Regions from separate parts of the Homo sapiens genome. Here region 1 is linked to region 2. A link is an interaction called in ENCODE POLR2A ChIA-PET data of the cell type or tissue named here. Cell type or tissue: OCI-LY7. All regions are shown on one strand. Each heading gives the region's core, and the rest is flanking DNA. Links, peaks and the distances in the headings are about the cores only. Region 1 overlaps UNK (unk zinc finger). Region 2 overlaps SAP30BP (SAP30 binding protein).

Region 1 (6,293 bases), core at 2,297-4,796, 120 kb after region 2:
AGCAATGCCTTCATAAGATGAATCATGTCTACTTCCTGGGGTGGGTGGGAGGTGGAAGAGAAGTTTGCTGTCCTGCTAAAATGTAATAGAGTCCATTCTTCAGGTATCGTGAGTGTTTTAAGGTTTACATGGGCATTTCTTTAAGGACAGGCCATGTGTTTTAGGCATTTAAAATGATATCAATGGCTATACTATATTAGTTCAAGTAATCACAACAAACTTTTTATTATTTCTCTATAAAATCCCTCAACTTTCACCCCTTTTTTCTTTGCCAGTGTGTAGAATTTGACAGCAGTATCAAGAGCTGAGGAGAAGGAGAAGATGGAAAGGAGTCTAGCAACTTAAAAATCTCACAGCATTCTCTGTGAGGTGACCTTTTTTCCTGTTGGTGGCTCAATTTCTTTAGGACATAAAGAAGATACTGAGGCCTGTGACAGCCTGTGACAGTATCATCAAGTCGTATCTGAACTTATTGAACTGTTTCCTCCCCTTCCTTATTCTTTATTCACAGTTTGCTTTTCATGTGCATAAGTTGACTCATTTGTTTCCTGTTAGCATTTGAAACACCATATAGCCACCATAAGTCCTGACAAAATGACTTTTAATAAGGAGGGGGAAGGTCCATGTCCCACCTTCCTATGAAATTTTGGCCTATTCACAAGTCTACCCCCACATAAGAGAAGTAGTTATGTTCTGTAAAGAAGAGGTTGATAAAAACCTTTAGCATGGTGTTTTGTGACTTAGAAGTTTTAAGTAGTCGTTCTTATATCTAAGCATTTATTAATTTTGGTAAGAACATTACTATACGTTTCTGATGTCACTTTTACTGTTAAGAGGTGCCAGGCATCTGGTGACCTGTCACTTCAGGATTTGTGTGAATCAGACCATCTAAATATAATATAAATTAGAGACTGGTACTTGTATTTCCTGATTAAAAACAAAGTAACGTCTGTTTTACTATTGAAGTAAGAGTACTTTATAATGAATACAAAAATGTATATTAAATATCCAGTAGAGCATGCTAAAGTGAACATTTCTGTTTTTATTTCAGCAACTTATTTTATGGTATTGTAGTTATGGCCTGTCCGAAACTCTCTGACATATTCTAAACAGCTTTCAGAGAGTCACTGAGGCTTATTTGCTACTACTGTTGTTTTTCCTTTAGCTCAGTTAAGAAATGTTTAGTTAGCCGGGCATGGTGGCTCACGCCTGTAATCCCAGCATTTTGGGAGGCTGAGGCGGGTGGATTGCCTGAGGTCAGGAGCTCGAGACCAGCCTGGCCAACATAGTGAAACCCCGTCTCTACTAAAAATACAAAAAACTAGCTGGGTGTGGTGGCGGGCACCTGTAATCCCAGCTACTAGGGAGGCTGAGGCAGGAGAATCACTAGGACCCAGGAGGCGCAGGTTGCGGTGAGCCGAGATCACGCCATTGCACTCCAACCTGGGCAACAAGAGTGAAACTCCGTCTCAAAAAAAAAAAAAAATGCTTAGTTAATAGTCAGCATGGTAGTTAAGAGTACTGACTCCAGGGTCACACCACCTGGGTTTGAGGCCCAGCTCTGTCAGTTACTAGCTGTGAGATCTTGGGCAAGTGACTTACCTCTTTGTGTATCAGTTTCCTGAGAATAGGAATATTACCTGTCTCATGGGGTTGTTATAAGGGTGAAATAAATGAGTTCATACATGTAAAGCGCTTAAAACAGTGCTTGGCACTTAGCACAGCGTAGGTACTGTTCTCCGCCATTATTTGAACAGGGCCCTAGTCACTGCTTTCAGTTGCATTGCTCCTTGCTTCAACAGCCCTGATTGAATGCCTTCTTTAGTTGCATCCACACTAAAATAGATCCTTCAGTTCCTAGGGCACGCACGGGGCAGCAGCATCTTCAGAGAACAGTTCTCTCTTCCACGTCCACTTGAATTCTTATTTCATTCTCCAGTCTTTGTAGCGCCTCCATCATACTGCTTGTATCTTACATGATGGATGTGTGTTCTAAACTGACCCATGCAGTTTAGGGCCAAATACGTTGTTGTACAGAAAACAATGTACAAAGAACATGTTAGTTTAAACATATTACTAAAGGGTCATAAAACTGGAGGTTTTCCAGGCTAGCTTTTTCAGGTTAGCTATGTACAGAAAAACTTTGTGGGCTTTTTGTTGTTGTTGTTGTTGTTGTTGTTTTTGGTTTTTGAGACAGGGTCTCGCTCTGTTGTCCAGGCTGGAGTGCAGTGGTGTGATCTCCGCTCACTGCAACCTCCGCCTCCCGGGTTCAAGTGATTGTAGTGCCTCAGCCTCCTGAGTAGCTGAGATTACAGGCACGCGCCACCACACCTGGCTAATTTTTGTATTTTTAGTAGAGACGGGGTTTCGCTATGTTGGCCAGGCTGGTCTCATACTCCTGACCTCGAGTGATCTGCCCGTCTTGACCTCTCAAAAGTGCTGAGATTACAGGTGTGAGCCACCATGCCTGGCCAGAAAAACTTTGGATAAAGTCAAGGTATTATATAATTTGGGGGAGGATGAACGGGGGTTTGTAGTACTCTCGAATATTCTCTAACATCAGTGACGTGAGTGACCCTTATATGAATCTTCCTCAGTTTCACCAGCTCTAGGCCCCACAGGGCAAGGGGACAGTTATAGAAAGAAGGGACCATGGACACACAGGACTAATTGCACACCCTTCCTGGCTCTTGTTAGTTCTTGGGGCCAGGACAGCTCACAGGTGTCAGAAAGTTCCAGTGAGCCCCAGTGAAAAGTGGGCTGAAATAATTGCCAGTGATTGGCTCCCCCACTGTAAAACACTGACTTGCTTGAGTGCCCGTAGCACTTGAACTGTGGGTTGCTGTGTGTGTGTGCACGGGCGTGTGTGCCCAGGTGCGGTAGGGAGTTTCATCGCATCTAGGAGCTTCATAGTAGCCATAAGATCATATTGTATTTACTCTGACTAAAGGCCAGTGTGGGATCAAAGACTCCCTTAAAGGTTCAGACACACTTACAAATTCACCAGACACTTATTTTATTTGCCTGAATAATACTCCCTGAGCTTGCTTTTTCTGCCAGAGAGAATATTCTAAATCAGGATCACTTTAGAAGATTTGGAAGCCACATCTCTATAGCTGTGTAGTGTGTCAGATCCATCCAAATATTTAAAGCTTTTTTTTTTTTTTTTGAGATATGGTCTTACTGTGTCACCCAGGCTAGAGTGCAGTGACGTAATCATAGCTCACTGCAGCCTTGAACTCCTGGGCTCAAATGATCCTCTCACTTCAGCCTCCTGAGTAGCTGGGACTGCAGGTGTTTACCACCATACCCGACTAATTTTTTATTTTTAAATTTGTTTTGTGAAGTCAGGTTCTTACTGTGTTGCCAGGCTGGTCTGGAACTTCTGGCCTCAAGCAGTCGTCCTGCCTCTGCTCCCCAAAGTGCTGGGCCTGAGACACCACACCCAGCCTAAACTAAAAGCCATTTTTAGTAACTCCCACCAATGTGGTTACTGTTACAAAGTTGTATGGTTTCTGGGTCATGTTTGGTATCAGAATGTGTATGTATATCCTTATAAATATGGAATGTAGAACTGATAATAGTTTACCTATCAGATTTGCAAAAATAAGGAAAGATTTTTAGCAGCTTGTAACAAACATATACATACTTGGATAAATAATTTAGAATTTTAACCCATGGCTCATATGCTCTTACAATATTCTCTTTGAGGGTAAAACATACTTTATTCTTAAACTTAAAGAACCTTTGATAAGCCGTGAATTATGATCTCAGTGACTACATTTCTTTTTAGGAGTTATATGTGGGGGAAGGAAAGAAGTAGCTAGCAGGGTTAACATGGAAAGCAGGAGATTATAGACAAGCATCATTTGAGCCTTTGGATACTACAAATAATCTTCAAAAATGACAGGTTTTTTGGCTTTTTGTTTTTCCTTTCCTTTAGTGCTAGTTGCAGAATCCTATCATATTGTGGTTAGATTTCAATAAAGAATGTTTAAGATTAGGACTATGTCTTGCTTTTTAAAAAGATCCTATATTCATGTTAAAGCTTGTATATATTTGTTTTTTGTTTTTGTTTTTGTTTTTGAGATGGAGTTTCACTCTGTCCCCCAGGCTGGAGTGCGGTGGCGCAATCTCGGCTCACTACAACCTCTGCCTCCCAGGCTCAAGCAGTTGTCTGCCTCAGCCTCCCAAGCAGCTGGGACTACAGGCATGTGCCACCATACCCAGGTAATTTTTGTATTTTTAGTAGAGATGGGGTTTCCCCATGTTGGCTAGGCTGGTCTCGAACTCCTGACCTCAGGCGATCCGCCCGCCTTGGCTGTCCGAAGTGCTGGGATTACAGGCATGAGCTACCACACCTGGCCTATACTTGTTGAAAAAGATGAAATTCAATTTTTATAAGACTGGCTGTAATAAAATGAACATTAGTAGCTTATTAGGGATATGGGCAGATCTGTCAGATTGCCCTGTCTTTGCCAGCTGCTGTGTGAGGGTCATGAGTAGTGACACTAAGTGGCCAGGAGAGCAGCAGGAGCTGCAGGAACAGGTGTTTCCTCACTGGCCGCTCCATCTTGAAAACTCATGGCCCATTACCCAAGGCTGAGGGGCATCCAGAGTGAGTTATTCCACCGGCTCAATCTCTTGTCCCTTTTGTTGGGCTTACATCTTGCTGTTCACTGCATGTTCCGGGATTCATGAAGTCCTGAGCAAATCTGGTGTTGCAGCGCCATCTCTTTCTGTTGGCTTGTCTTAGTTGTCTGGAGGCCATCATTGTCTTGCCTATATGTCTCTGTACTCAAATCTGTAGGTTTGTCCAAATCAGATTATAAACAAACAAAACATACAGGGTGGACATTCATGCAGACATGCACTCCACAAAAAGATTGACCACAGCTCTTTTTTTTTTTTTTTTTTTTTAAGACAGAGTCTTGCTCTTGTCACCCAGGCTGGAGTGCAATGGCACGATTTCGGCTCACTGCAATCTCCGCCTCCCGGGTTCAAGCGATTCTCCTGCCTCAGCCTCCCGAGTAGCTGGGATTACAGGTGTGTGCCACCACACCCAGCTAATTTTTGTATTTTTTAGTAGAGACGGGGTTTCGCCACGTTGGCCAGGCTGGTCTCGAACTGACCTCAGGTGATCCCCCCACCTCAGCCTCCCAAAGTGTTGGGATTACAGGCAAGAGCCACCACGCCTGGCCTAATTTTTGCATTTTTAATAGAGATAAGGTTTTGCCCTGTTGGCCAGGCTGGTCTTGAACTCCTGACCTCAGGTGATCTACCCACCTTGGCCTCCCAAAGTGCTGGGATTATAGGCATGTGCCACTACACCAAACCACGGTTAATTTTTGTATTTTTAGTAGAGATGGGGTTTTGCCATGTTGACCAGGCTGATCTCGAACTCCTGGCCTCAGGTGATCCACCTGCCTTGGCCTCTGAAAGTGCTGGGATTACAGGCATGAGCCACCATGCCTGGCCGATACCCAGCTTTTGTCAGTAGTCATCATGATACCCATTGGTTGTTGGAGGAAATAGAAACAGGAATTAATCTGTAGTGGCTGTGCATGGTGGCTCATACCTGTAATCCCAGCACTTTGAGAGACTAAAGAGGGTTGCTTGCTGGGCACGGTGGCTCACGCCTGTAATCCCAGCACTTTGGGAGGCTGAGGCAGGCAGATCATGAGGTCAGGAGATCGAGACCATCCTGGCTAACACAGTGAAACCCCGTCTCTACTAAAAATACAAAAAAATTAGCCAGGCGTGGTGGCGGGCGCCTGTAGTCCCAGCTACTCAGAGGCTGAGGCAGGAGAATGGTGCAAACCCAGGAGGCGGAGCTTGCAGTGAGCCGAGATCGGGCCACTGGACTCCAGTCTGGGCGATAGTGCGAGACTCCATCTCAAAAACAAAAAAAAAAAAGAGGGTTGCTGGAGGTCAGGAGTTTGAGAGCAGCCTGGGCAACATGGCGAAACCTCATCTCTACAAAAAAATACAAAAATTAGCTGGGTGGGGTGGCAGGTGCCTGTAGTCCCAACTACTCGGGAGGCTGAGGTGGGAGGATTGCTTGAGCCTGGGAGGCTGCAGTGACCTGTAATTGCACTACTGCACTTCAGCCTGGGTGACAGAATGAGACCCTTTTTCAAAAAAGTTAATCTGTAATGGTCTCTGCACATTCCCAGCACCAATGACAAAAGAGCCAGATGCCAGCAACCGACTCTGTGTGTGAGGCGGAAGATCTCAATTTTAGTGTTCAGGTGAGGAACAAAGCTGAGCAGACGTGATGTGGAAGAGAGAGC
Region 2 (6,293 bases), core at 2,161-4,660:
TTTTCCCCTCCAGAATATCTCTTTTTCCCCTTATTTTTCTCTGGTTCTGAGTTATATGGTAGGGGAGGGATTCTTGGTGGGATGACCCCAGCTGGGTAAATGGGCTGTTTGCTCCGGCCCCTAGTTATGCATGTGAGACTCCTCAGGCCCGCTCCTTTAAGCTTAATCCTCTAAATTCTTTGTCTTGTAGGAAGATGACGATTCAGAGACTGAAAAACCTGAGGCTGATGACCCAAAGGTATTTGGTGTTGGCTGTGGTGGGTGGCTGGATGCAAACAAGGTGTTTGAACACTGTGGCTCAGTTCGTATGTTTGGTCAAGATCTGTCCCACTGACAAACTGTGCAACTGTGTGGACATTTTCTGGGATAAAATAAGCTTTATAAAGAAAGAACCTGGAGACAACTCAGGAATGAACAAATCCTGAGACACATTGGATTTCCAGCCTTTCAGATTGTGCCATATCTCCTGACTAGAAAGGCGAGAGGCCTGGCTGAGGCCAACAACCCACTTGCATTCTGCATCCCAGATGGGGCTTTAAGTGTCACTGCCCTGCAGGTGGATTAGTCTGTTTCTAGACCCAGGAAGGTGTAAGGGCCGCCTCGCGTGCTTTGGGTTCTCTTTAGTCATCTAGAAGTGAACAAGAGGCTATAAGAAGGTCAGACCAAAATGAGGCCTCTCCCCAGCTCTCAGGGATGGTGGGTCTAATGCTCATTTTCCTGGGGGTGTGTCCATCCACTTTTGGGCAAGCTGTACAGAATGGTCTTTTTCGGAACAACATAACTATTCTCATAGTGTCATCCTAGTAGCAGCCAAGAGTAATTTGTAGCAATTCCTATCACATTCCATAATGATCTGTTGTGAAGGTTAAGACACCCTTGTGTTGGTTAAGCTGCTGTGCTGTGCATTGGCCATTAGAAATGTGTACTTGCTGAAGAGTCATTTTTTATGAGGAAAAACTTCCCCCCTGTACCCCCAAAGAAAAAGACTTAATTATATCACTCTAGACCCGGGGAATAAGGACCCATTTTGCAGTTAAAAACTGCTTTGAGGCCAGCCGCAGTAGCTCACGCCTGTAATCCCAGCACTTTGGGAGGCTGAGGCGGGAGGATCACTTGAGGTCAGGAGTTCAAGACCAGCCTGGCCAGTATGGTGAAACCCCGTCTCTACTAAAAATACAAAAATTAACTGGTGAGACTGGTGGGTGGTGCACACCTGTGATCCCAGCTACTGGGGAAGCTGAGGCAGGGGAATTACTTGAACCTGGGAGGCAGAGGTTGCAGTGAGCCATGATCTGCCAATGCACTCCAACCTGGGCAACAGAATGAGAATCTGTCTCAAAAAAAAAAACAAAAAAAAACTGCTTGGAAACCAGCTGTAACTTTCAAGATGACCTAGTAAAATTTAGGAAATTTATGCCCAATTAAAATCTAAAACAGTAATATTCTTGAAAATATAGTGTGAGCTGTTCCATATTTGAGCTGATTCTGTGATTGGATAGAACTGTATGTAGCCACTAAAATCTTGAGACGTTGTGAGTGAGAAAGATAAGAGTGTGTTTTACCAGGAAAGAAAGTTTTGGCGCCAGCATGCAGGAGGGAAAAAAAAGAACCCCTGAAAACTGTAAATGCAACCTGCTTTCTATGCTGAGTGAAAAACCTGGAACCCAGGCCTGAGAACTCGCCCTGCCTGAGAACTGGCAAGATGGTATGGGCAGACCCATGGCCCCATAGTTCAAAGTCAGTCACAGCTCTCCTCGGGCTTGCAGAACAAAACACTCAGTAGTGATAATCTTCTCTGCCTAGTATTTAGGGTATGTGGGACTTGGAGCCTGCACGTAAAACAAGCCCAGGGAGCCGTTAAGTGTTTGGGTTTCAGTTGTGGAGGGAAGGGAGGATCTGGGTCCTAGAGTCTTTCTGGGTACAGTTGCAGCCTTTTCTTAGGGCTGGAAGGCTTCCTGGGGAAGTTGGCTGGAGAGGAGGGTACATAACACTTAACGGTCACCCCTTCTAAAATACTGTAATCCAGGCAACAAATCCTTGGGAGATGACAGGGCTTTGTGAGTCAGGGTGGGGGTCACATGAAAAACAAAACAGACTTTACTGCTGTCCAGTAGCAGTCACTAAAGAGCGGGGTGGGAGGGACCCAAAAAAGGTGAAGCTGGGAAGATTGTGGAAATGCCTTTTGTGCTCAGGCTCCCCTTCTCAGCCCTACATCACGGCTGACAGCCTCGTCATTCCTGCCTGCTCCTTGACTGATGTGCTTCGCTGTTCCTCATTCACTCATGTGCATTTCAAGTTTTACTGTGGAATGAAAAGTTTTCATGGAATAATTTCTGTTCCTCTTGAGGAGCCCTCAGAAATCAGAACACAAAATCCAACCCTCAAAGTCACTTGATATAGTTCTTTTGGAGGGTGATGGAGAAGGGTTTAGATAAAGCTTGCCAGCTTCAATGTTCTGCAATCCCCAGTGGCTGCCAGGCCTTTAGGAGTCCTCGTGGCATCTCCAAGGACTACAAATGATCCCCAGCATGAGTCTTCTGTGATACTCTTATCTTAGTCCTGGCCCTGTCATCCTTCTGCTTGAGCTGGCCTCAGACTCTCTTCCACATAGCAACATGTACCTCAAATCCAGAACTTTCTGGCACATTTACATTTTATTTTTATTTATTTATTTTATTTATTTTTTTGAGACAGAGTCTTGCTCTGTCGCTCAGGCTGGAGTGCAGTGCTGTGATCTCGGCTCAGTGCAACCTCCGCCTCCTGGGTTCAAGCGATTCTCCTGTCTCAGTTTCCCGAGTAGCTGGGATTACAGGTGTGAGCCACCATGCCCAGCTAATTTTTTGTATTTTTAATAGAGACAGGGTTTCACCATGTTGGCCAGGCTGGTCTTGAACTCATGGCCTCAAGTGATAGGCCCGCCTCTGCCTCCCAAAGTGCTGGGATTACAGGCATAAGCCACTGTGCCCAGCCCACATTTTTTTAAATTGATGTGTAACAATATTTTTTATATTCAAAACCCTTAATTTTGGACATTCTGCTTTAAGCATATGAAGTTTTTTTGTTTGTTTTTTGTTTTTTTTTTTTTTTTTTTTTTTTTTTTGAGGTGGAGTCTCCTCTGTCGCCTGGAGTGCAGTGGTGCCATCATAACTTACTGCAGCCACAACCTCCCTGGCTCAATTAATCCTCCCACCTCAGCCTCCCAAACAGCTGGGACTACAGGTGTGTGCATCACACCTAGCAATTTTTTTTAATTTTTTTGTAGAGGAAAGGTTTTGCCATATTGCCCCGGCTGGTCTTGAACTCCTGGGCTCAAGTAATCTGCCCACATTGGCTTCCCAAAGGGCTGGGATTAGAGCTGTGAGCCACCAGGCCCAGTGCACATGAACATAGGAAGTTTCTAACAATAGAATATGTTACAAGTGTGGATCTTTGTTAGAAGTGTTGTTTAACAATTAGATTACTGTCATAATTGTCATCTCCACTAGGTGGCATTCTCCTTTCTACTTTGGTTTTTTGTTGTTTTTTTGTTTTGTTTTGTTTTTGAGTAGGAGTTTCGCTCTTGTTGCCCAAGCTGGAGTGCAATGGCGCAATCTCAGCTCACTGCAACCTCTGCCTCCCGCATTCAAGCCATTCTCCTGCCTCAGCCTCCCGAGTAGCTGGGATTACAGGCACATGCCATGTCGCCCAGCTAATTTTTGTATTTTTAGTAGAGACGGGGTTTCACCATGTTGGCCAGGATGGTCTTGATCTCCTGACCTCGTTATCTGCCCACCTCAGCCTCCCAAAGTGCTGGGATTACAGGTGTGAGCCACCTCGCCCGGCCTCTACTATGGTTTTTTAAGATCTTTTAATTTTTTTCAGTAGTTCTCAAAACATTTAGGTTTCTTTACACAATTAAAAATTGAGGATCTCAGAGTTTTCATTTTGGTTTTATCTATTGATGTTTACTATTTTATAAGTTAAAACTGAGAAAATTTTAAATTACTTATTTTAAAATAACAAACCTGATCCGGCCACAGTGACTTGTGCCTGTAATCCCAGCACTTTGGGAGGCCGAGGTGGGCAGATTGGTTGAGCCCAGGAGTTTGAGACCAACCTGGACAACGTGATAAAACCCCATTTCTATAAAAAAAATACAAAAATTAGCCGGGTGTGGCGGCGCATGCCTCTAGTCCCAGCTACTCGAGAGGCTGAGGTGGGAGAATCACTTGAGCCTGGGAGGTAGAGGTTGCAGTGAGCTGTGATCTTGTCACTGCACTCCAGCCTGGGTGACAGACTGAAACCTTGTCTCAAACAAACAAACCTATTACATATTAACATAAATAACATTTTTAGAAAAAATAAGTATTTCCAAAAAAATGTTAATGCAAAGAGTGGCACTGTGTCACCACTTTACAAATCTCTTTAATGTCTGGCTTAATAGAATATGGCTGGGTACATATAACTGCTTTTGCATTCAGGTAATTATAGGTATTCTTCTTTGATACTTCATCAAAACTCAACAGGTGATAGTTTCCTTGAAAGGTTAGTTACATCATGGAATGCAAAGCCTTACCAGTGAACTCTGCATTCTGCTTCCCTAAAATCCACTGGTCTGTCTTGCCCTTTGAATGGATCTTTTACCCATACATGATTTGATATCGTCAGGCTCTGGTGATTTGAAAATTGCTGATGTACTGAGTTACACAGATCTAAATGTTGACACATTTTGTTCTGTCGTATCAAAAAAGTAGTATTTATTAGTGACATCACTAATCTCATCAGAAAATCATTAAATGTTAGAAACCTTTTAGCAAGCCCACAATAAGGAGCAATACATTTTTTAAGATAATGTGTTTCTAATAATTTTTGTTTGAAAGCATGAATTTATCATTTTCAATATGTGCTATCAGAGCTTTCCTTGAAGTAACAGGCTTTGGTCTTGAGAAAATGTCTGCCAAATACCCAAGTCCAGATAACTAGTTTGTCATTATTTCAAATAAAAATGGTGTTTCCTGAAGAAAACTGTCAGTTCAACTGGTGACTCAAATAATCACAAACGGTAGTCCATCCTTTTCCGTGGCTTCAGTAACCTGAGGTCAGCTGCAGTCTGAATATATTACATGCAGTAAGCTATTTTGAGAGAGAGTTCACATTCGCATAGCTTTTATTACAGTATATAATTCTAATTGTTGTTAATCTCTTACTAGTTTATAAATTAAACTTTATCATAGGTATGTATGTATAGGAAAAAGACATAGTATGTATAGGTCTCAGTACTATCAGAGGTTCAAGGCATCTACTGGGAATCTTGGAACGTATACCCCACGGATAAGGGGGCATTGCTATGTGTGCTTTTCCCTGAGACATTTGTCTGACTTTGTTATGCAGCAGAAGTATTTATGCATGCCTCTCATGTCATTGCCCAAAATATTAAAGAGATGTATATTCAAATGTCAAGATGTCATAAAACTAATCATTTTTACTGTCCTGGCAGAAAACTTTTTTTTTTTTTTTTTTTTTGAGACACTCACTCTGTTGCCCAAGCTGGAGTGCAGTGGCACAATCTCGGCTCACTGCAACCTCTGCCTTCCAGGTTCAAGTAATTCTCCTGCCTCAGCTTCCTGAGTAGCTGGGATACAGGCACGCGCCACCATGGCCGGCTAATTTTTGTGTTTTTAGTAGAGACAGGGTTTCACCATATTGGCCAGGCTGGTCTCGAACTCCTGACCTTGTGATCTGCCCGCCTCAGCCTCCCAAAGTGCTGGGATTACAGATGTGAGCCACCACGCCCGGCCTATGGCTGACCATTCTTAAGTGAAACTGGCTTTTTTTTTTTTTTTTTGGAAACGAAGTCTCGCTCTGTCACCCAGGCTGGAGTGCAGTGGCGCAATCTCAGCTCACTGCAGCCTTCACCTCCCAGTTCAAGCGATTCTCCTGCCTCAGCCTCCCGAGTAGCTGGGATTACAGATGTGAACCACCGTGCCTGACTAATTTTTGTATTTTTTTTTTTTTTTTTTTGGTAGAGTTGGGGTTTCACCATGTTGGTGAGGCAGGTCTCAAATTCCTGACCTCAAGTGATCCACCCACCTCAGCCTTCCATAGTGCTGGGATTACAGGCATGGGAATCCCATGGGATTACACCCAGCCCTTTTTTTTTTTTTTTTTTTTTAAATCAAACGGCTACAGTTTGGTGCTGCCACCTCAATTTGTTCTAAAGGCTAGCAGTTTACCCACCATTGCTTGTGCAAAGGTCAACACGATGAAAAAGACAATGACTTAAAACGGTTTTGACTTTGCAGACCCCTTAGAAA

Evidence for each region. Peaks named below come from ENCODE experiments on the same cell type or tissue, not always from the same donor. Only the 100,000 strongest peaks of a DNase experiment are listed, where the experiment ranks them.
Region 1: POLR2A ChIA-PET joins it to region 2 with 9 read pairs; 21 of 35 experiments call an interaction of 5 or more read pairs at or near these places.

The regions. Positions count from the first base shown.
Region 1 is chr17:75,793,168-75,799,460 of GRCh38, forward strand. The region is part of intron 1 of UNK (unk zinc finger); the gene reads left to right. Among named protein-coding and RNA genes, the nearest start is that of UNK, 12 kb to the left of the region's middle. In OCI-LY7, for the core only: no CTCF peak of the experiment used is centred there; no DNase peak of the experiment used is centred there.
Region 2 is chr17:75,671,626-75,677,918 of GRCh38, forward strand. SAP30BP (SAP30 binding protein) reads left to right here. Exons shown (of 11, transcript NM_013260.8): 3 at 191-238. Among named protein-coding and RNA genes, the nearest start is that of SAP30BP, 7.4 kb to the left of the region's middle. In OCI-LY7, for the core only: CTCF peaks have their summits at 3,484 (motif pointing right) and 3,688; a DNase peak (open chromatin) is centred at 3,486; H3K27ac peaks cover 1,472 bases.